Regions from separate parts of the Homo sapiens genome. Here region 2 is linked to region 1. Evidence: read pairs that join two places in POLR2A ChIA-PET (ENCODE). Cell type or tissue: PC-9. All regions are shown on one strand. Each heading gives the region's core, and the rest is flanking DNA. Links, peaks and the distances in the headings are about the cores only.

What was found. ChIA-PET counts read pairs that join two places held together with the same protein. Peaks named below come from ENCODE experiments on the same cell type or tissue, not always from the same donor. Only the 100,000 strongest peaks of a DNase experiment are listed, where the experiment ranks them.
Region 2: POLR2A ChIA-PET joins it to region 1 with 24 read pairs; 4 of 35 experiments call an interaction of 5 or more read pairs at or near these places.

What each region holds. Positions count from the first base shown.
Region 1 is chr22:38,876,773-38,889,092 of GRCh38, reverse strand. It overlaps LOC105373032 (a long non-coding RNA gene), which reads right to left and starts at 2,806. Exons shown (of 3, transcript XR_938256.2): 1 at 2,086-2,806. In PC-9, for the core only: no CTCF peak of the experiment used is centred there; DNase peaks (open chromatin) are centred at 5,800 and 6,522; H3K27ac peaks cover 506 bases.
Region 2 is chr22:39,104,638-39,116,957 of GRCh38, reverse strand. No RefSeq gene overlaps it. Among named protein-coding and RNA genes, the nearest start is that of APOBEC3H, 14 kb to the right of the region's middle. RefSeq lists an enhancer at 2,016-2,990. In PC-9, for the core only: no CTCF peak of the experiment used is centred there; no DNase peak of the experiment used is centred there; H3K27ac peaks cover 4 bases.

The sequences.
Region 1 (12,320 bases), core at 5,469-7,968:
TTCTTTTTTGCCATTGTTACTATATGTTGTTTCGTTTTTTCCCAGTTTTATTGAGAAAACTGGTAGTATAATTGACAAAAAAATGAACATATTAAAGGTATACAACACGATGATTTGATATATGACACACTGATACGTGTATACATGGTGAAATGATTATCATAACCAAGCAAATTAACATATCCATCACCTCACATAGTTACCTGTATGTGTGTGTGTGCTTTAGATTCCACATATAAGTGAGACATACAGTATTTCTTTGTGTGTCTGGCTTATTTCTCTTAGCATTGTGTTCTGTGGGTTCATCCATGTTGTCACAAATGGCAAGATTTCCTTTTTTATGGCTGAATAATATTCCAATGTGTATATATTTCCCATTTTCTTTAGCCATTCATCTGTCAGTGGACATTTATGTTGCTCCCATATCTTGGCTATTGTGAATAATGCTGCAATGAACATGATGGAGCAGATTTCTCTTTAAGATACTGACTTCATTTTATCTGGCTATACATCCAGAAGTGGGATTCTTGGATGAAATGGTAGCACTATTCTTAATTGTTTGAGGAAACTTCATACTGTTACCTATAATGGCTGTACCAATTTATACTCCCACCAACAGTGTCCAGGGTTCCCTTGTCTTCCTCCACATCTTAGCCAACACTTGATATCTCCGTCTTTTTCAAAAGAACCATTCTAACAGGTGTGAGTTGCTAGCTCATGTAGTGTTGATTTGCAATTGCCTGATGATTAGTGATGCTGAGCACATTTTCATATACTTGCTGTGTTCTTTGGAAAAAATGTCTATTATTATTTCTTTGCTCATTTTAAAATCAGGTTATTTATTTTTTGGCTATTGACTTGTATGAGTTCCTTATATATTTTGGATGTTAGCCCCTTATCAGATATATGATTTGCAAATATTTTCTCCTATTTCATAAGTTATCTTTTCATTTTACTGATTGTTTGCTGTGCAGAAGCTTTTTAGCTTGATGTAATCCTACTTGTTTATTTTACTTTTGTTGCCTATGCTTTTGGTGTCCTACACAAAAAATCATTACCAACACCAATGTCAAGGAGCTTTTTCCCTTTGTTTTCTTCTAAGAGTTTTACAGTTTCAGTTCTTACATTTAAGTCTTTAATCAATTTTGAGTTAATTTTTGTGTGTGGTGTATGATACGGGTCCAATTTCATTGTTTTCCATGTGGATATCCAGTTTTCCCAACACATTTATTGAAGAGACTACTCTTCCCCCATTGTGTATTCTTGGCACCTTTGTAAAAGATTAGTTAACAGTATAAGCATGGGTTGATTTCAGGGCTCTCTATTCTGTTTCATTTGTCTATGTGTCTTTTTATACCAGTACCATGCTGCTTTGATTACTGTTGTTTTGTGATGTAGTTTGAAAGCAGGAGTGTGATGCCTCCAGCTTTGTTATTCTTTCTCAAGATTGCTTGGGTATTCAAGGCCTTTTTTGATTCCATGCAAATTTTAGGATTTTTCTTTTATATTTCTGTGAAGAATTCTATTGGATTTTTTTCTTTTTTCCTGTATGTATGTATGTATGTATTTATGTATTTATTTATTTTTGCCTGAGGCCTCCACTTAAAGAGGAGCAATTGAAATTTTGATAGAGATTGCATTGAATCTATAGATTGCTTTGGGTAGTATGGACATTTTAACAATATTAATTCAGGCCAGGCATGGTGGCTCATGCCTGTAATCCCAGCACTTTTGGAGGCTGAGACTGGCAGATCACCTGAGGTCAGGAGTTCGAGACCAGCCTGGCCAACATGGTGAAACCCCATCTCTACTAAAAATACAAAAATTAGCCAGGCATGGTGGCAGGCACCTGTAATCCCAGCTACTCAGGAGGCTGAGGCAGGAGAATCGCTTGAACCCTGGAGGCGGAGTTTGCAGCAAGCTGAGTTGGCATAGGCGACAGAGCAAAACTCTGTCAAAAAAAAAAAATTTGCTGAGTAATGAACCAAAATGACATCACCAGAATGTATTGCTCCCCTGTCCCCCAAATACTCCCCACCACCGTCATTCTCAGTCTTCTAATAGTTGGTTATCTTAAGTGCTTACCTTTTATACCCATTGAATTGTCAACAAATAGCTGCCAATCTCAGGCCTTTCTGGATGCCTAAAATCCAGCAGCATCTATAACATGGATTTTACTGAAAGAGGAACAGTGTTCACAAACTTCTAGGTGAATATAATCGCGCCACTGCACTCCAGCCTGGCGACAGAGTGAGACTCCATCTCAAAAAAAAAAAAAAAGAAAAAAAAAGGATTGAGTGAATTAACAAATGAAGAACACATAGAATTATGCCCAGTACATAGTAGGCCTTCCATACACATCAGCTATTAATACTGTGACATTCCAGGGCCTTTAGACATTTTTATATCTTATGAGGCAAAGAAACAAAAAACCCAATCAGTTCTGTAGAAAATACCTCGTTGATGTAGTTACCAGATTTCCATGAACAGAGGGAAGAATTCGGTAGTGATATGACTCAAACCCAAGGTTGTGGACGAAGGCAGTCCCAAGGGCTCTGAGACTACCCACACAGAAGGTCTTGAGATAAGCATCTATAAATAGGAATCGGAATGGCCCATCAGGGTCACAGAGAAGAATCCTGAATCATTACACAACATCAAACTGCTGAGTAGAGACCCTCAAAAATGGTTTGAAATGACTGAATTATTCCCTTAGTGAGTAAGTAGTTTTTACCCCCAGGAAGACTTGAATTACGTACAGAAATGTAAAAAGAACAAAATCCTAATTATTTATGTATTTACTTATTTGAGATGGAGTCTCGCTCTGTTGCTGAGACTGGAGTGCAGTGGTGCAATCTTGGCTCACTGCAACCTCCGCCTCCCAGGTTCAAGTGATTCTCCTGCCTCGGCCTCCCAGGTAGCTGGGATTACAGGTATGCGCCACCACACCTGGCTAATTTTTGTATTTTTAGTAGAGATGGGGTTTCACCATGTTGGCCAGGCTGGTCTCGAACTCCTGACCTCAGGTGATCCACCCACCTTGGCGTCTCAAGTGCTGGAATTACAGGCGTGAGCCACCGCGCCTGGCCATCTTTTATATTAAGGTGTTTTTTCTATTTTATATTCTTATAATATTTAAGAGAACTCAGTCTATTAAAATAATAGATTGCCTCAAGATTACAATTTTAAATGTGTAACTGAGTAAATGATCTGGACTTGGGATTTGCTCTTTTACACGTAGTACTGGAACAGCCAGTCAGACTTCAAGCTCATATTTATATGCTAAATGCATTCAATTTATAAGAATTGCTTCAGCACTTAAGAAGGTTTGTCAGCCAATTATACTTAGGAAGTTAAGCAAATATATTATATGTGATGAATAATGCAATATGAAAAGTTTAAAGGAGTTTAAGTTCGTAAATGAGACCAAAATTAATCAGAGCCTTCTTAGAAGTGATTGCTAAATTTGCTAGATCTATAATTAAAATAATAAGTTATTTAAGCTGAAATTAAAAGTGTAAGGACAAACTAGGTTTTTCCTTTTATTTATAACTTTAATAAATTGAATATTAATTTTTAAAACTTAAGAAAACCCCTGGATAATCTTTTCTGCACATAAAATCTGCCTTTCAGGGCATCCAAAAATTCACATTAATGTGCATATGAGGTTGAGGTTATTTGAGACAGTCCTGTTACCTCTTATTTCTGTTCATGTGGGGTCAAGAATAGGACAAGTTCGGGCCGGGCACGGTGGCTCACGCCTGTAATCCCAGCACTTTGGGAGGCCCAGGCAGGCAGATCACGAGGTTGGGAAATTGAGACCATCCTGGCTAACATGGTGAAATGCTGTCTCTACTAAAATACAAAAAATTAGCCAGGCGTGTTGGTGTGCACCTGTAGTCCCAGCTACTCGGGAGGCTGAGGCAGGGGAATCGCTTGAACCTGGGAGGCAGAGATTGCAGTAAGCCAAGATCACTCCACTGCACTCCAGCCTGGCAACAGAGCGACACTCTGTCAAAAATAAAAATAAAAAAGAATAGGACAAGTTCTCAGTAGGCCCCTGGACTAACCACCCAGCACCCTTAAATTCACACAGGAACTGGCTTTTGATCATAACTCTTCCAATTCTGCACACCATTCAGCAGCTGCGGTTCACACAGGACCCTGGGAACAGAGAATCCCCAGCCCAAATGGGGTTGAGGTTGTGGCTCACAATGTCCCCCAGAGGGATGTCCTATCTCCATGTGAGAGTCACTGGGGCTCCAACCTGTCCCAGAGTCTGAGGCTGGAGTGCAGCAGGGTTCCCCCATGGCTCAGAACATGATTATCAGGATGTGGTTCCCTTAGGCGGCATCTTTATTGGCACCCCCAACAGGTGACGCCCGCCCTGGACAGCCGGACCTCCCAGGTGGATGACAGACCTCCTTGCCTCTCCAGGTGGCGGGGGATACATCACAAATCGGAGTCATACACACAACACTAGAGAAACGGAAGAAAGATGATGCATTTTGGTGGTGACAAAGGTGGGAGCAATCTCCCAGAGCTAGGGACTCCCGAAATTGGGTTGGGTTCTAAACTAACTACATAATCAGACTGATGCGTTCTTCTGTTGGCTGGCTCTGCCTCACCACGAACTCCACACCCCTGGAAAATCCCTCCCAGGATTGTCTGGGAGGTCCAGGTGTGTCCCTGGGCACAAGATCTGGGGTGCTTAGCTGGGCCCAGCACTTTCTCGGGGCTTCTCTGCTGGGTGTGTGCTTTGGAGGCAGAACTCAATGAACCCACCAGAAGGCTCCTTTCTCATTTAACCTCTCAAAGTTTCTCTCCTAAAACAATCCCAGAACTGCTGTGTTACGACAGGAACAGGAACCTCACAGCCGATCTCCTATCAGCAAGCTTTTGATATTGTCAATCCCCTTAAGGGGCCCCCTCAAGACCCCAGGGAAGGGGATGAGGAGGAAAAGGCAAAGGTGAGGGGACACATAGTGGGGGGTCCTCCTCCTCCCGCCAGGGCGGAAGGCCCCAGGTGACTCTGGTCCCCGCTGTGAGCAGGGATAGGGCACCGCACCGGGGCCCAAATGCTGGGGAGGGCAGGCGGTCAGCAGCACGGGTCAATGGCCAGCCTTCTCCAGCCATATGCCAGCCCTCTGCTCCAGGGCAGGAGTCCACACAGCTCAGCAGAACTGGCAGAATGGGGCTGGGTGCGGTGGCTCATGCCTGTAATCCCAGCACTTTGGGTGGCCGAGGTGGGTCGATCACCTGAGGTCAGGAGTTCGAGACCGGTCTGGCCAACATGGCAAAACCACATCTCTACTAAAAATACAAAAATTAGCCAGGCATGGTGGCAGGCATCTGTAATCCCAGCTACTCAGGAGGCTGAGGGAGGAGAATTGCTTGAACCCAGGAGGTGGAGTTGCAGTGAGAGCCATTGCACTCCAGCCTGGGCGACAGGAGCAAAACGCAAAAAGAAAAGAAGAAAGAACGAAAGAACAAAGGAAGAAAGGAAGGAAGGGAGGGAGGGAGGGAGGGAGGGAAAGAAAAGGAAAGGAAAGGAAAGAAAAGAAAAGAAAAGAAAAGAAAAGAAAAGAAAAGAAAAGAAAAGAAAAGAAAAAAGAAAAGAGAAAAGAAAAGAAAACTGGCAGAATGGAACCCAAGAGAGGACCAGCCTCCCAGCACCCCCTTGTCAGGGTGCCCTAACTTTCCTTAAAGTGAAAAAGATTCTGGAGAAACTAGCATTCCCCCTAAACCACTAAAATGTAGTTGGAAGAAAAAAAACAAAACAAAAAACATGCTGCCCAGCAAAACAGGAAGAGCAGGAAGAGAACAAGTTTGCACAGAGCTGAGAGATGAAAGACATCACGCCAGAGCTTTGCATCTCTTCTCATCTGCTTCGCATTCACTGGAAAGAGGTGTCCGGACGAGGGGCCTGTGGGAGCCAGAAGTGCCCCTGGATTTTATCTGCAATTGCTCAGGTGTCAGTTTTCCCACCGTGGCCTTGACCACCCCTTGTCAGTCCCGCAGACCTTGCTGGGGCGCCCCTGGCCTGACAAGCCAGACTGTTGTGGAAGAAAGGAACAAACGCTCTTCTTTAAATCATTGTATTTCCAAGTGTCTTTGTAGAGAAGCCCTAATTAACTAGCAGACCAGAGGGGAATGGCTCCCTCCGTCTTGGGCACCCATCTGTGAGATGGTGCCCAGGCTTGGAGTTTCCAGGGAGTTTCCAGCTCTTTCCATTTTAATGTACAGCCTGTTGCCTCTCTGAATATACATCGGGGAGGCTGCGCTGCAGCAGATTGGAAATGCATCTGCCTCTTGGCCCTCGGAACCTCACCCAGGGCTCAGCCTCTGCATCCAGCTTGCTGTGCCAGGCCCCTTCGCCTCTGCAGTGAGTTGTCACTGGGGGCCTCCTCCCTGTACTTGGATCAAGGCCCAGGCTCTCCTCCATGGCCTGCAGGGCCCTGCCTCCCTCGCTGACCTCACTCTCTCTGTCCACTCGGCTCCAGCCCCGCTGGCTTCCTTCTGTCCCTCAGATATGCCAGGTGTGTCCCTGCCTCAGGGCCTTTTGCTAGGAAACCTCCTCTCCCAGATCTATACAGCTGCCTCCTTTTCCTGGTGTGGGTCTCATCTCAGATGTGGCTGCTCTACAGGCCTGCCCCAGCCACCATGCTGAGCACCCCACCCATGCGCCCTGTTCCTCTCCACTGTGCATTCCTATTCAGCCTCTTCACAACACATATCTGACTTGAAATCATCTTGCCTTGTGTGTTTGTTGTCTGTCTGCTGCCCCCATAAGAATCCAAGACTCTCAAGGGCAGGGACTCTGTCTGTCTTGTTCTCTGCTGTGTCCCCAGCTCCTAGAATAGTACAAGCATATGATTGAAGCCCAGTAAATATTACTTGACTGTCTACCTAGTGTCAGGCCCTGTCCAGGGAACAAGCAGCACAGGGGGCCATGCCCTCAGGGAGCTCATGCTTTGCAGGGAGGTGGCAAGTCACCAGGAAGAACTCTCCTGTGTTCTTGATGCTCTATAAACACCAAAATGGGGCAAAGGAAGGCTGGCCAGTTCTACCTGGCAGGGCCAGATATGGCTTCATACAGGAGACCCCAGAACTGAGTTTTGAAAGATGCATAGGTGCATCCCAGGTGAAGGTACAAAGGTGTGGAAAAGCGGGGACCACCCGGGAACAGCAGGTGGTTCAAAGAGACCCAACGAAGAAGGTGTGCAGGTTGAGGGTACAGGGTGTAGGGACATGGGGAAGAGTTGCTCTGCCACGAGAAAGAGCTCAGGCTTCCTCTAGAGACAGCAACAGCCACTAAGAGGTTTTTTCACTGTTGATATTTTGGCTCCTTCAATGTTGAAACATCTTAAACAGAGGAATGACTTGGTCAGAACTGCACTTCCAAATAATCCCTTTGCCAAAATTGGCGTTTCCCGTGTCCCTTGCCCAATCATGACCGTATTCGGGCATATTTCCAACGACTCTGCTGCCCTCTTTCTAAAAATAGCGAGCCTGTCTTCGGAGGCACAGAATTTCACAGTGCAGTGTTTCAGAAGGAACTCTACACGTCTCTATTCTCTACATGTTCAGGGGCTCACACTGTCCCCTGAACTCCTGTATTTGGCTTCTTTGTCCACAGCTTCCTAGGTCAAATAGCATCATGTGGCTGGACTCGTTGGGCAGCAGGAAGAGATAAGGGAAGGGCATTAAATGGAAGAAGAAAAGTTTCATTCACCTCTGAGTCTTCCACATTTGGATAGAAACTCAGTATCCTCAATAGTAAAATGGAATAACAACAGCATCTACCTCGTAGGATCCTTTTGAGATCAAATTATTAATACCTTTTCTCTAATCAGGTAGAGATAGAAAAGAAGAAAAAATAAATAAATAAATTATTAATACTGTATGTAAAGCTCTCAGAAGAGTCCTTGAAACATAATGAGTTTTTTTTTTTTTCTTTTTGAGACAGTTTCACTCTTGCTGCCCAGGCTGGAGTGCAATGGCGCGGTCTCGGCTCACTGCAACCTCCACCTCCCAGGTTCAAGAGATTCTCCTACCTCAGCCTCCTGAATAGCTGGGATTATAGGTGCCCACCACCATACCTGGCTAATTTTTTTTTTTTTTTTTTTTTAAGTAGAGACGAGGTTTCACCATGTTGGCCAGACTGGTCTCGAACTCCTGACCTCAAGTGATCCTCCTGCCTCGGCCTCCCAAAGTGGTGGGATTATAGGTATGAACCCTATAAGGAGTTCTGTACAACGTGTTAGCTGTTGTTATTTTTGGTCAATACAGCTTCAATTTCTAGAATTGGTCCAATATACTTTCAGTGGAAGAAAAACATATAAGTGTATACGTTGTGTGCGTGTGTGTGTGGGGGGGTTGTGTGTGATGTTCATCTCTCTTGAGGTATAAACTGGCTCAGAGCATATATAAACGTACACTTCCACCACTGCAGACTTGCTGTGTGCCCAACACAGTTGCAGATGCTGATATATATCATATGTTGTTATCCTCATGAGAATTCTACAAGCTAGGAATGATTATCTCCATTTTACAGATGAACACTGAGGCTCAAAGAGGTTGATGATGAAAAGTTGCACCGCTGAAATTCATCCGTGTGCACATCCATCTCTTCAAGCATCTCAGTTCCTCCAGGGCAGAAATCCCATCTTTTCTACTTTGCATTCCCAGAGCCCATTGCAGAGAGGGGGAGAGAGATGCAGCAAGCAGTTGCTGGACCTGAATCCCTATACATGTTATATGGTCAAAATTACTCTTAACAAGCCCTTCAATGGCACACCCAACAAATATTAATTGGAAAATATATATATATGAATTGGATACCTACTGTGTGCAGGGCCCTGTGTTAGCACTGGAGAAAAAGTGGGAACCAGATGGGCAAAGTCCCTGCCACTGTGGAGCCTGGCGTCTAGTGAGGAAGTCAGGCATTAAATAAATGGTCATATTAAACAAACCATTCCTATAACGCCAGATAGTGTTAAGGACCAGGGGAAAAAATAGACATTGTAACCAAAAAGTGTCTGAGACAGGCCTCGATCAATTGAGAAGCTTATATTGCCAAGGTCAAGGACATGTCCGGAAGATAGTGAATTCGGGTCCTGAGTTTTTATTTTTCTTTCTCATCTATGGGGAGAGAGGGTGGTGGGTAGGAGTTGGGGCTCCTTTACATAAGGTCATCAGAGGAAATCTTTTTGAAGAGGTAACATCTGAGCAGAGATTGAAAGAACTGAAGAAGCCACCGTGCCACCCCTGGGAGAAGATGGGACTGTTCTAGGTAGAGGGAACAGCAAGGATCAAGGGCCTGGGGTGGGAGCAGCTTGGAGTTTGCAGAGCCTATAAAGTACCATACTCAGCTGCTGTGTCTCATCCCTCCGCAGTAACATCTGTTCCCTGCTCGGATCCCCAGGGGTCCCTGTTCTATGTCCCCCCAAGCCCACCCATGTGCCTTTCCTCCAGCAGCCAGCATCTATAGCTCTCCTTCCAAAGGCCATCCCCAGGGTACTGAAGCCACTTTGCAGACAGAGGCAGAAAGCAGCACGTGTCTGGGGGATCAACATTCCCCCCACCTAATACCCTTGCCCTGCAGCCTGTAACCAGGGTCTGGTGGGTGGGGGAAAATATTGAGGAATAACTTACTCTCCAGATCCCTTGAGGCGTGAGGCTGGGGCCACTCACTGCAGGACTTTAGCTCGACACCTTACTCTCTGCTTGCTTCCTTCCCTTTCCTATCTTGCTTCACTCATTCCCTTAGCAATCTCCCCTGGGAGCACTTCCTTAATAAGTCACTTACATGTGACTAAGACAATCACATAAGGGGTTGAGTTGCAGCAGTGTGCAGTGTATAGTGATAAAGACATCTGCAGAAAATCATTTTACATTTTCTAAATGATGGAGACAAGTGCAGAGTTGACTCTGTGTTGAGTTAAATGTCCAGATGATGCCACACCCTCCACATTCTAACTCACACCCCAGCCCTCCAGGACCTCAAATCAGGGACAGAATGAAGGCCTGTGGCCTGTGGTCCCAAGCTCAAGGCACTGACTTCTGGCATCAGGGAGGGGATAGTCCATTCTGGAAAGTGGACTTGGATAGATCTTCAATGGGATTGGAGCTAAAGTACTCTTTCCCAATTCTGACACTGTCCACAGCCTTAAGAGACTCTGTGCCTCAACCATGCCAGGCTGACAGTCGAAGCCTGGGACAAAGCTACCTCCTCCCATCCCTGAGTCCCTCCTTGCCCCAGGTGCAGACAAACTCTGTTTGGCAAAGGCCTCACTCCCCATCCCTGCAAAGCCCAGTTCAGCACCTTCATTCCTTGATTTGTCCCACAGATATTTATGAGGCACCCACATGTGTCTGATGCTAGGGACATGGAGGCATAGCCCATGAGTCCCAACCACACCCAACTGGTAGAAGTCACAAAGGTAAGATGCCCAGAATTCTGCAGGTGCCTTTGTGAAAGGAGTGTCTGGCCCCAGGGATCCCATCAGCTTTAAGCATGAGCTGTGTCCCAACTAGGGACCCTTGAGGTAAATTATTACAATAATAGCTCTGCGTTCCCTTTTCAGTGTGACCCTGCCACTCCTCCCATCCAGGCATGGAGTCTCTTTCCCTGTTCCTGAATCTGGACTGGCCTGATATATTAGTTTGCTATGCTCTATCACTGATTGCTTAAAGCAATACCCCTTTATCATTTCAGTTTCTGTGGGTCAGAAGTCCAGGCACAGCTTAACTGAAGTCTCTGCTCAGGGTCTCACAGGCTGCAATCCAGGTGTCAGCTGGCGCCACATCCCCATCTGAAAACTCAGAGTTCTCCTCCAAGCTCAGTGGCTAGTCACAGAATTCAGATCCTTGTGATTGTAGGACTGAGGTCCTCAGCTCCTGGAAACCACCCACCACCGTTCCTGCCACATGGCCCTCTCCACAACATGGCATCTTGCCTCTTCAAGGTCAACAGGAGCGCAATTCCACTGCTTCCAACCTTTCCTCTTGGGAGAGGCTTGGATTGTCTTTCAAAGAGCTCGCCTGATTAGGTCAGACCAAGATAAACTCCCTTTTGAATAAGTCAAAGTCAACTTAAAGGACCTTAATTATGTCTACAAAACCTTGTTTGTTTGTTTTTGAGACAGAGTGTTGCTCTGTTGCCCAGGCTGGAGTGCAGTGGCACAATCTTGGCTCACTGCAACCTCCGTCTCCCAGGTTCAAGTGATTCTCCTGCCTCAGCTTCCCCAGTAGCTGGGATTACAGGTGTCCACTACCACGCCCAGTTAATTTTTGTATTTTTAGTAGAGATGGGGTTTCATCATATCGGCCAGGCTGGTCTCAAACTCCCGACCTCAGGTGATCTACCCACCTCGGCCTCCCAAAGTGCTGGAATTACAGGCAGGAACCACCACACCCGGCCTGTTTTTTCAATATAACCTAATCATGGGAGCAAAATCCCAACACGTTCCTTAGGTCCCTCTCATGCTCAAAGGGAGGGGATTATACAGGACATGTACACTGGGTTGGGGGAGGCAGGAACCTTAGTGGCCTTGAAATCTGCTCACCATACCTTGTGACTTGCTTTGACCAACAGAATGCAGAGGGAGCAATGTTGTGTAAGTTCCAAGGCAAGACCTTAAGAAGCTTTGTGTGTCTCTCACCTTCTTGTGTGACTCCTGGAACCACATAAGCAAGCTTGAAGTAGACTATGAATGATGAGAGACCACGAGGAGAGAGAGGCCCAGCCAGCATCCAGTACTATGACTCCAGATGTACACATCAAGCCTTGGCCTTGTCTCTGACCGTGGCCACACCAGTTACCCTATACAAGAGCAGGAAAGAGAACCATCCAAAGTGCCCGTCAAACACAGAATCATGAGAGATAATAGATTCTTGTGTTTTAAGCTACTAAATTTTTGTTTGCTGTACTACAGGTTTTTTTGGTGAAAGGAAGGTAAGTCTCAGGACCCCCAAATCACTAAGCCAAAAAGAAAGTTGTTGGCCGGGTGCGGTGGCTCACATCTGTAATCCCAGCACTTTGGGAGGCCGAGGCGGGCAGATCACGAGGTCAGAAGATCGAGACCATCCTGGCTAACACAGTGAAACCCCGTCTCTACTAAAAATACAAAAAATTAGCCGAGTGTGGTGGTGGGCACCTGTAGTCCCAGCTACTCGGGAGGCTGAGGCAGGAGAATGGCATGAACCCAGGAGACAGAGCTTGCAGTGAGCCGAGATCGCGCCACTGCACTCCAGCCGGGGCGACAGAGCGAGACTCCATTTCAAAAAAAGAAAAGAAAAAAAAAAGAAAGACAGTT
Region 2 (12,320 bases), core at 6,546-9,045, 230 kb before region 1:
TCAACGAAAAGAGTCAAACTCTATAAAATATTTGAATAGATTTATTCTGAGCCAAATATGAGTAAGCATGGCCCATGACACAGCCTTCAGGAGGTCCTGAGAACATGTGCCCAAGGTGGCTGGGGTGCAACTTGGTTTTATATATATTTAAGAAGGCATGAGACATCAATCAAATACATTCGAGACATATATTGGTTTGGTCCAGAAAGGCAGGACAATTCGAAGTCAGGGGGCTTCCAGGCTATAGGTAAATTTAAACATTTTCTGCTTGACAGTCGGTTTAGTTTGTCTAAAGACCTGGGATCAACAGAAAGAAAATGTTGAGGTTAAGATAAAAGATTGTGGCTGGGCACAGTGGCTCACACCTGTAATCCTAGCACTTTGGGAGGCCGAGGCGGATGGATCACCTGAGGTCAGGAGTTTGAGACCAGCCTGACCAATACAGCGAAACCCCATCTCTACTAAAAATATAAAAATCAGCCAGGCATGGTGGCACGCCTGTAATCCCAGCCACTCGGGAGGCTGAGGCAGGAGAATCTCTCAAACCCAGGAGGCGGGAGGTTGCAGTGAGCAGAGGTCCACTGCACTCTAGCCTGGGTGACAAAACTAGACTGTGTCTCAAAAATAAATAAAATAAAATAAAATAAAAGACTGTGAAGACCAAGTCTCTTTTGAAGTCTCATAGTGGCTGCCCTTAGAGACAAGAGATGACAAATGTTTCCTATCAGACCTTTAAAAGGTGCTAGACTGTCACCACCGGTAACACTCCAGTCTGGATGACAGCAAGTCTCCTTCTAGAAAAAACCAAAAACCAAAAAACAAAAAACCACCTCTGATCCCCAAGTTTTCCGTGAGACTGATTTGAGTAATAATAAAATTCCAGTCTCCTGCACAGCCTGCTCTGCGTGAATTACTCTTTCTCTATTGCAATTGCTGTGTCTTGATATAAATCAGCTCTGTCTAGGCAGTGGGCAAGGTGAACCCCTTCAGCGATCATATTGGAAAGTAAGTCATGAAACAGAGGGTTAAATAAAACTCATCTGATGAGAATTTATGGTTTATAGGGCATGACTCCCCAGACCCCTTAGATAGGAATTTGGGCAAGATTAAAAAAAAAAAAAAAGCAGAGCTTAGTCCTCATATCTACCTATCTATCTATCCATCCATCCATTCATCTATCCATCCATCTATCCATCATCATCTATCTGCTTCTGAGACCTGAAAGGCTAGTAAAGGTAATCAAAATATCCTTCTCTGATATATTTTGAGATGGCTGCTCCTGCAAACAGAAGCAGCCCTGCAAAGCGGTCTTCTATTATTATTATTATTTTGAGACTGAGTTTCATTCTGTCCTCCAGGCTGGAATGCAGTGGCATGATATCTGCTCACTGCAACCTCCGCCTTCTGGATTCGAGCGATTCTCCTGCCTCAGCCTCATGAGTAGCTGGGATTACAGGCACACACCACCACACCCAGCTAATTTTTTTTTTTTCTATTTTTGGTAGAGATGGAGTTTCCCCGTGTTGACCAGGCTGGTCTTGAACTCCTAACCCCAGGTGATCCGCCCACCTCGGCCTCTCAAAGTGCTGGGATTACAGATAGGCTTGAGCCACCGCGCCCGGCAAAAGCGGTCTTTTGTGGGGGAGATTTGCATCTGTAGAAAATCTGCATTGCTGCAGCCTGGTTTTCTCCCAGGCCCTCCCTTGTCCAGATCTAGGAAAGAGGAACTGAGATTCTGACACCCTAAAACTCTGAAAGAAACATTTACCATCTTTTTCCTCCGAGGACTGCTATCTGTGAGGTTTCATCTACATAACAAGACCACCTTTGCCAGCCAGGCCTCCTCTTCTCCCTTTCCCATAGCCTGTTTTGCCAGGATCCAAGCCCCAAATCTTTCTGTAACCTCAAGATGGTATATGAACTGCTACAGCTCTTTGTGGGGTTGGAGTGCTCCCTCTGTCATTCTCTCTCATGGACATGTTAATAAATTAGTATGCCTTTTCTCCTATTCATCTACTTTGTGTGGGCTAAGCTCTGATCTTTTCAGCTTGTGCAAATTCCTATCTAAGGGGTCTGAAGAGTCATGCCCTACTGTTATACCCGAGCGAGTTAGAGAAAACGCCACACTTTGAGACGAATTAAGAGTCCTTTATTTAAGCCGGTGGCCAAAGAGACAGCTAACGCTCAAAATTCTCTCGGCCCCGAGGAAGGGGCTTGATTTACTTTTATAGCTTGGTTTAGGAAGGGGAGGGGAGCTCAAATGCAATAATTCTACAGAAGTAAAAACACGCAAGAATCAAAAAACAAATGGTTACAGAGAAATAAACAATTTAAAAGACAAATGGTTACAAAAAAAGCAACGGAACCAGGTGCGGGGCTCTAAATCCTTCATAAGAGTTAGATATGGATGCTATGCCGGACACAGACTCAAGGCTTTATGTTGTTATCTTTTTGAGCAAAATCCTGGGAACTTCATACATTGTTTGTTCTAGTACCTTATCAGTTCATTGAGCTCCTTTGAAATGCTGAGGATCAGCTTACACAGGTTAACTCCTTGACGAAGGGGGTCGGGTAAGGAGCCCTTAACGTCTTGTAAATCAAGGGGCCAGATGGAGTTCGTCGGCTTTCCCCGCTAAGGGAGAGTCTATTCATATGGGAAACAAGGCTAGGTAATTAAGGAGACAAAAAGGGAACATTTAAAAATAGGGTTAGTAAAAACAAGGTTAAAATAAGGTTAGTAAAAAACAAAGTTAGGCATTACACTACAAACCATAAATTCTGGGAAGTGCTGGGAATATAGGTGTGAGCCACTACATCTGGCTTCTTAACCATTTTTAAGTGTACAGTTCAGTGGGTTTTTTTTTTTTTTTTTTGAAGATAGGGTCTCACTGTGTCATGCAGTGGTGCGATCTCGGCTCAATGCAACCTCCACCTCCTAGGTCCACCAATCCTTCCACTTCAGCTTCCCATGTAGCTCAGATGACAGGCATGCGCCACCATGCCCGGCTTTTTTTTTTTTTTTTTTTCTATTTTTGGTAGAGACAAGTTTCACCATGTTGCCCAGGCTTGTCTTGAACTCCTGAGCTCAAGCGATTCGCCCTCCTCAGGGAGGCTGGGATTACAGGCATGAGCCACCTCATCTGGCCCAGTGTTGTTAACTATACTTACATTGTTTGGTGACAGATCTCTGGAGCTTTTTCATCTTGCAAAACTGAAACTCTATACTCATTGAATGACAACTCTCAGTTTCCCCCTCCCCTAGCCCCAGATAGCCCTTGTTCTACATTCTGTTTCCTTGAGTTTGACTGTTGTAGATATCTCAAGGAGGTGGGATCATGCAGTATTAGTCTTTTTGTGACTGGCTTATTTCACCTGCTATAGTGTCCTCCAGGTTTACCTATTTTGTAGTGCATGACAGAATCTCCTTTTTCAAGGCTGAATAATATTCTACTATGTGTATATACCACCTACTTTGTAGCATATGACAGAATCTTCTAATATTCTACTGTTTGTATATACCACATTTTCTTTTTTATTTGGCTTTATTTCTACTTTATTTGGCCGGGCGTGGTGGCTCATGCCTGTAATCCCAGCACTTTGGGAGGCCGAGGCGGGCGGATCACGAGGTCAGGAGATTGAGACTATCCTGGCTAACATGGTGAAACCCCGTCTCTACTAAAAATACAAAAAATTAGCCAGGCGTGGTGGCAAGTGCCTGTAGTCCAAGCTACTCGGGAGGCTGAGGCAGGAGAATCACTTGAACCCAGGAGGCGTAGGTTGCAGTGAGCCGAGATCGTGCCACTGTACTCCAGCCTGGGCGACAGAGCGGGACTCCATCTCAAAACAACAAAAACAAAAACAAAACAAAAAACACTTTATTTTATTTTTTAAACTTTTATTATAGGTACAGGGGTATATTTTAAAACTTTTATTATAAACATATTATAGGTATGACAGAATCTCCTTTTTCAAGGCTGAATAATATTCTACTATGTGTACATACCACCTACTTTGTAGCACATGATAGAATCTCCTAATATTCTACTGTTTGTATATACTGCATTTTCTTTTCAAAAATACTTTATTTTTTAAACTTTGATTATAGGTACAGGGGGACAACGAATGGTTTGTTACATGGGTGATGAGGACTACACTGTGATTTTTTTGTTTTGCTCAAATTCCTATCTAAGGGATCTGAGGAGTCATGCCCTACAAATCATAAATTCTCACTAGATGGGTTTTATTTAACCCTACATATCGTGACTCACTTTCCAACCTGACTCTGGCATAGCATTACGAGACAAGGAAGAAAATAAAAATATTTTATCTTAAAACATGTTTCTTTGCCATATCTTGAAATGGCCCTGCAAAGCTGTCCTTTGTGGGGGAAAATTTGCAACTGTAAAGAATCTCTATTAATGTAGCTAGATCCAGGCCCTCCCAATCCTAAACAGATTAACTAGGAGTCTAGCACCTTTAAAAAATCTGAATAGGGCCAGGCGTGGTGGCTCACACCTGTAATCCCAGCACTTTGGGAGGCCGAGGTGGGTGGATCACGAAGTCAGGAGTTTGAGACCGGCTTGGCCCACATAAAGAAATCCCGTCTCTACTAAAAATACAAAAAATTAGCCGGGCATGGTGGTGGGTGCCTGTAATCCCAGCTACTCGGGAGGCTGAGAGGCAGGAGAATTGCTTGTACCCAGGAGGCGGAGGTTGCAGTAAGCCGAGATCATACCATTGCACTCCAGCCTGGCGACAGTGCGAGACTCCATCTCAAAAAAAAATCTGAATAGGAAACATTTGTCATCTATTATCTCTAAAGGCAGCCACTATAAGACTTCAAAAGAACCTTGGTCTCTGCAGTCTTTTTTTTTTCCTTTGGAGTGGGGGATTACAGGCACCTACCATCACACCTGGCTAATTTTTGTATTTTTAATAGAGACGGGATTTCACTATGTTGGCCAGGGTGGTCTCAAACTCCTGACCTCAGGTGATCCACCTGCCTCAGCCTCCCAAAGTGCTGGGATTACAGGCGTGAGCCACTGCACCTGGCTGGTCTCCACAATGTTTTAACCTGAACATTTCTTTTCTATGATCCTAGTGATCCCAGGTCTTTAGACAGCTCAGCTGCTGTAACCAAGCGAGTTATAGAGAAATGCCACACTTTGAGACAAATTAAGGAGTCCTTTATTAGCCGGCGACCGAGAGGCAGCTAATGCTCAAAATTCTTTCAGCCCTGAGGAAGGGGCTAGTTTTGTTTTTATACCATGGTCTAAATAGGGGAGGGGGAAGTTTAGCTGAGGCAATTGTTACAGAAGCAGAACTGGCAAAAAGTTAAAAAAATTAATTGGTTACAAATGCAGTTACAAAAAATAAACAGTTCCAGGTGCAGGGGCCTAAACTATCACGAAGAGATAAATGCAGGGGTTTTGGGTGCCATCCACCACGCGCGTCCCCAGGAGCTGCTAGTGCAGCTTGCCTCAGTATCTTCTCAGTAGGTGCATTCCTGGACGTGCTGTGAGTCGGTTTACACTAGTTATGCCTTAAGGGAGGCTGCAAGTGAAGAAACTAAAATGGAGTCTGTCCGGCTCTCTCTCTGCTAGGAGAGAGTTACTCAGGTTAAACAAGGTAGGGTATCACAAGCAAATCGTCAACTAGTGTTGTAGGAATCAAAGGACCAAAGAGACCAAATGGGTGAAACAGGAGGATTTTATTAAAGTGTGCACCGGCTCAGCAGATTCGCATCCGAAAGGCTGAGCCCTGAACAAAGACGGGGCTTGACTTTTATACATACAACTGAGGGGGTTGGCCATCTAGTTGCACAAAGCTTACAAGGCAGGCAAGCGGACTTACAGAGGCAGAACAAAGGCAGTTAATCATACAGTGACAGGTTTTGCAACCTGAGGAAAAAACAGGAACTTACCAAACTAAGGCAGGATTTACAGCTGGTACATGTCTTACCTGAGCATGTCTGATGACCTTGTTATGTTACACAGAGGAGAAACAGGAATCCGTAAAACTTTGTAAAGTAACCTTGAGTTTCACTAAGGAAGGGTTACTAAGAGGGGAGTGGGGAGCTGGGATAGGAGAAGAACCTGTTTTCTCGTCCTTGCCCATAACTGGGAGGGGAGGGGGCTCTGGAGCACATCCTTTGAGGGCTCTGGTTTTGCAGATAGTTATCAAATCTTTGCCAGAGCTCTGCTGCCTATCACCAGGTCTTGGAGTGGGTCAGCCTAGCAAGAGGAAACTTGTTTTTCTCTTTTAACCCCTGCTTCACCAGAAAATGTTTAAATTTATCATAGCCTGGAAGCCCTCCTACCTTTGAGTTGTCCCGCCTTTCTGGACCAATCTAATGTATTTCTTTCTTTCTTTCTTTCTTTCTTTTGAGACGGGGTCTTGGTCTGTCACCCAGGCTGGAGTGCAGTGGCACGATCTCGGCTCACTGCAAGCTCTGCCTCCCGGGTTCACGCCATTCTCCTGCCTCAGCCTCCCAAGTAGCTGAGACTACAGGCGCCCGCCACCATGCCCGGCTAATTTTTTATATTGTTAGTAGAGACAGGGTTTCACTGTGTTAGCCAGGATCATCTCGATCTCCTGACCTTGTGATCCACCCGCCTCAGCCCTCCAGAGTGCTGGGATTACAGGCGTGAGCCACCGCGTCCAGCCCAATGTATTTCTCAAATGTATTTGATTGATGTCTCATTCCTTCCCGAAATGCATAAAACCAATCTGCGCCCTGACCACTCTGGGCGCATGTTCTCAGGACCTCCTGAGGGCTGTGTCATGGGCCATGGTCACTCATATTATGCTCAGAATAAATCTCTTCAAATATTTTACAGAGTTTTACTCTTTTTATCGACAATGAACTTGTGACATGGGGGTTTTTGTACAGATTAATTCATCACCCAGGTATTAAGCTCGGTACAGATAAAAGAAAAACTTCAGCTGAATTAAATTTAAAAGAGTTTTTTAATTTTAATTTTTATTTTTTTTAGAGACTGAGTCTCACTCCATCCCCCATGCTGGAGTGCAATGGGTCAATCTCGGCTCACTGCAACCTCTACCTTCTGGGTTCAAGCGATTCTCCTGCCTCAGCCCCCCTAGTAGCTGGGATTACAGGCGCCTGCCACCATGCCCTGCCAATTTTTGTATTTTTAGTGGAGATGGGGTTTCGCCACGTTGGCCATGCTGGTCTCGAACTCCTGACCTCAGGTGATCTGCCCACCTCGGCCTCCCGAAGTGCTGGGATTACAGGTGCCTGGCCCAAATTTAAAGGAGTTTAATTGGACAATGAACAATTTGCGAATCGGTCAGCCCACAGAATCACAGCAGATTCACAGAGACTGAGTGCAGATACGTGGTGGAAAAAGATTTATAGACAGAAAAGGGGAAATGACATACAGAAATCGGCAGCGAGGTACAGAAACAGACGGATTGCTTACAGGTTAGCGTTTACTTTATTTGAACACAGTTTGAACACAGCAGTCTATGAGTGATTGAAGTATGGCTGCTAGGATTGGCCCAGCCTCAGTTATTGTTACAGGTGCATACTCCTAAATGAGGTTTTAAATGTTGTCTGACTGTTAAGCTAGGTTACAGTTCATCCACAAGGACTCAAATATAGAAGTATGGAGTCCTTCTCAGGCCATATTTAGTTTGCTATAACAATCCCCCTCCTCTTTTTTTTTCTTTTTTTTTTTGAGATGGAGTCTCACTCTGTCGCCCAGGCTGGAATGTAACAGTGCGATCTCAGCTCACTGCAACCTCCGCCTCCTGGGTTCAAGTGATTCTCCTGCCTCAGCCTCCCGAGTAGCTGGGACTACAGGTGCGTACCACCAGGCCCAGCTAACTTTTTGTATTTTTAGTAGAGAAGGGGTTTCACCGTGTTAGTCAGGATGGTCTTGATCTCCTGACCTCATGATCTGCCTGCTCAGCCTCGCAAAGTGCTGAGATTACAGGTGTAAGGCACCACTCCTGGCCAGTTTCCCCCTTTTGATAATTTTCTCAATTTGAGAGACTGATGAAAACATTAGTCATTGATGTCACTGTTACCATCATAAATGTGCTTATTTGGTCTTGAAACCCACTGGGAAACAGTAGAACAGTAGGTTTTGTGAGGAGGGAACAAGAACTGAGTAGACGGTACCCCTTTATGCTGGGATGTTCTGTTTACAGGAGAAAAACAAAACCTGGTGTGTTCTAGGATCTATGTTTCGTTAAAGTCTTAGTTTGATTATGTCACATTTAGCACGAGTGACTCCATTTTGTTTGGTTTGGTCTGTTGAGGCCTAGTGTATGAGCTCAGTCCAAAATAATGGCCGTCCTTAATTTTGTTTTAAAAATTCCCCCTTTTTGGCCAGGTTCTCACTTAAGTGAGAGTGTGACCAAAACTTAGGGCCTTATCACCACTCTGTTATCATTTTGGGTTGTGGGTCTCAGCATGTCATTCATAGGTCATGGTGACCTCATGGTCACACATTTCTTTTAGCTTTTGTCATTCCAGTTGAAGAGAGACCATTTGATGTTTTAGAGCTGGCTGTGTACAAACATTAAAAACCTTTGAGAGAATACAGCACATCAGGGAGACTATTATGACTATCGGGAGGATAACACCAAGAATTTGGAGTACCCAGGGTCCCCATACACCAAACCTTAAAATTAAATAGAAAATGAGCTGGATGAAGAGTCTACTCTTCATCTTGACTAAGTAGTCTTTTCATTAATCTACTACAACTGAATTTGTGTAACCTACATTTGATGTATTTCTCCACAGGCCACAAGTGTCAACAGCAGCCCAGGTACTTTTCTGTTTCGTGAATTCTATTGTTCAGCATAACTTTCACAAGAGAATTTAAAGTCTGCTGTATAATGCTACCCTTTAAAGTAGACTCTGCTGGCCGGGCATGGTGGCTCATTCCTGTAATCCCAGCACTTTGGGAGGCCGAGGCGGGAGGATCACTTGAGGTCGGGAGTTTGAGAACAGCCTGGCCAACATGGTGAAACCCTGTCTCTACTAAAAATACAAATACTAGCTGGGCATGGTGGCACGTGCCTGTAATCCCAGCTACTGGGGAGGCTGAGGCAGGAGAATCGCTTGAACCCGGGAGGCGGAGGTTCTAGCGAGCCAAGGTCACGCCACTGCACTCCAGCCTGGGTGACAGAGCGAGACTCCATCTTAAAAACAAACAAAAAAAGGGTCAGCTGTGGTGGCTCATGCTGTAATCCCAGCACTTTGGGAGGCCGAGGCGGGCGGATCACTTGAGGTCAGGAGTTCGAGACCAGCTTGGCCAACAAGGTGAAACCCCATCTCTACTAAAAATACAGAAATTAGCTGGGCATGGTGGTGGGCGCCTGTGATTCCAGCTACATAGGAGGCTGAGGCAGGAGAATTGCTTGAATCCAGGAGGCAGAGGTTGCAGTGAGCCGAGATCGTGTCACTGCACTCCAGCCTGGGTGACAGAGGGAGACTCTGTTACCCCCCCCACCCAAAAAAAAGTAGAATCTGCTATAGAGTCTATTGTGAGGGATACATACTAAGTATTGCCACTTTTATTCTAAACTATGGAAAAAGGACCTAACAAATGATGTCCTTCTAGAAGAGTAAAGGCAGTGTTTTCTTTAACTCGTGATGTGGGTTAAGAGACATGAATGAATGTTCTGTTTCTGACTTATTATGAGGCAACATATGTACCATTAAAGTTTTTCACCTACACTGGGCCTTTATCTTTTATCTATTAAAGTATAAGGTTATTCATATATAAGGCTGGCTGCAAACTCCTTTACAAATAAAAGTATACCCCATAAGTGCACATAATAGACCCCTTTTCCACTTCTATTGTTCATAGAGGCATAAATAAGAAAAAATATTCAAGGATAAGAGTCTCACGATAATAGAAAAACCTTTTTTTATTTTTTTGAGATGGAGTCTCACTCTGTTGCCCAGGCTGGAGTGCAGTGGCGCGATCTCGGTTCACTGCAACCTCCGCCTCCCAGACTCAAGCAATTCTCCTGCCTCAGCCTTCTGAGTAGCTGGGATTACAGGCTTGCACCACCACCATGCCTGGCTAATTTTTTATACTGTTAGTAGAGAAGAGGTTTCACCATGTTGGCCAGGCTGGTCTCGAACTCCTGACCTCAAGTGATCCTCCCACCTCAAATTGTTGGGATTACAGGCGTGAGCCCCCACGCCCAGCCTAGAGAAGTCTTGATCTGTGATCTTGGGAAAAGCTGTTCACATTAAGGATGCCATCTTCTTCTGGGGAGTGACATCTCTGGTTAGTTTTACTTTAAGGGTTCTGGTGGGTGAACAGTTCCAAGAATGTGGAGGGTCGCTTCTCAGTTGTGAGATTATGAACCCAAAGTTCAAGGTTCCAAAGTTTTGCTGCAATGTGGATGGCAAGGACAGTCTTTCTCTGATGTTCAGAAGATCCATTCTTCGGGTTCTGGATTGTGAAAGGGTTGTCCTCAGTGAACCACACAAAGCTTTCTTTATCTGGTGAAAATACACTGTAGCACAATAATCTACTGCTACATTAGCCCTCTTGCATGGGAAAGCTTTTATACAACCAAAAAAAAAGCACTGAAAATGACAATTGAATGAAATCCCTTTATAAATGTTTAAATGGCCCATCACGCAGCCAAATGTACCTGAAGCTTTGATTGTCTTCCCAAGAATATGCAACCAAACATTGATTTTAAACTATTTCCTTGGCCGGTCGCAGTGGCTCACGCTTGTAATCCCAGCACTTTGGGAGGCCTAGGCAGATGGATCACCTGAGGTCAGGAGTTCAAGATCAGCCTGGCCAACCTGGTGAAACCCCGTCTCTACTAAAAATACAAAAATTAGCTGAGCGTGGTGTCAGGCACCTGTAATCCCAGGTACTCGGGAGGCTGAGGCAGGAGAATCGCTTGAACCCGGGGGGTGGAGGTTGCAGTGAGCTGAGATTGCGCCATTGCACTCCAGCCTGGGCCACAAGAGTGAAACTCCATCTCAAAAATAAATAAATAAATAAAAATAAACTATTTCCTCAATTTGTAAGTCCACATATTCAATTTGGATTATTTTATCTTTTCCATGATGAGTCATGGAATATAGAACCTTTAATAACAAAAGTTTTTAGGACTCAGGAAGGACAAGGCGGCCGTCCTGGTTCTCCATGAGTCCATGCTTAACACTGGACTTATGTCCTCTTGAATACCAGCTGCTTCTCCAATCTAGGTGCATAGCAGTGATAACTAATGGGTTATCATAGGTAATTTGATTTAGACCATAAAGTTCATTCAAATTGTATATCTAAACAATTTTAATATTGGCCGATTTAGCATGATAATCTGGCAAAGTTTTTTGGTATTTCATGAATTTTTGTTTTACTTGTGTTAGCAGTTTTATAAACCAGTCAGTTGTTTTCTTTTCTTATTGAAGCAACAGGAATTCTTACCCAGTCCAATTCTTGGGGAATTGTGGAATTCATGGGAAATTCTTACTTATGATGTGATCTTTCAAAATTTATTTATTTTTACATGATATGATTTTAAAGTTACTAGAAACCTGTATTCAAAGGTGCTTTTCAGAGTCCTTTTATGAACCTTTTAAAAGATACCATATTCTAGGATTTTGCATGCTTCTGAAGTTTTCAGAAACTGCATCAGCCTTAAGCAATTAACTGTGGAAATGACTATAAATAATTATAATTTTTATTTATTTTATTTTATTTTGAGATAGAGTCTCGCTCTGTCACCCAGGCTGGAGTGCAGTGGTGTGATCTCAGCTCACTGCAACCTCTGCCTCCCAGGTTCAAGCAATTCTCCTGCCTCAGCCTCCTGAGGAGCTGGGATTACACGTGTCCACCACCACACCCGGCTAATTTTTTTGTATTTTTAGTAGAGCGGGGTTTCACCATGTTCGCCATGCTGGTCTCGAACTCCTGACCTTGTGATCTGCCCACCTCAGCCTCCCAAAGTGCTGGGATTACAGGCGTGAGCCACTGCACTTGGCTGTTTTTTGCTTTTTTCAATCAATTTTGTGGGCACCTCTGCTCCATAGAGTTTGACCTTATTTATTTGAACACAGATACTGAGAAAGGACAGAGGTTACCTGGACTACAAAATAATGCAGCGATTCTAGACTCAACAGAGACTCCTTCAATAGAGCATTGTTGTTGTTGTTTGTTTTTTTATTTTTATTTTTTTGGTGCTGTAGAATAAAATCCTTTGTACTTTTCTTTTTTCTTTTTTTTTTTTTTTTTTTGAGATGGAGTTTTGCTCTTGTTACCCAGGCTGGAGTGCAATGGCGCTATCTCAGCTCACTGCAACCTCCATCT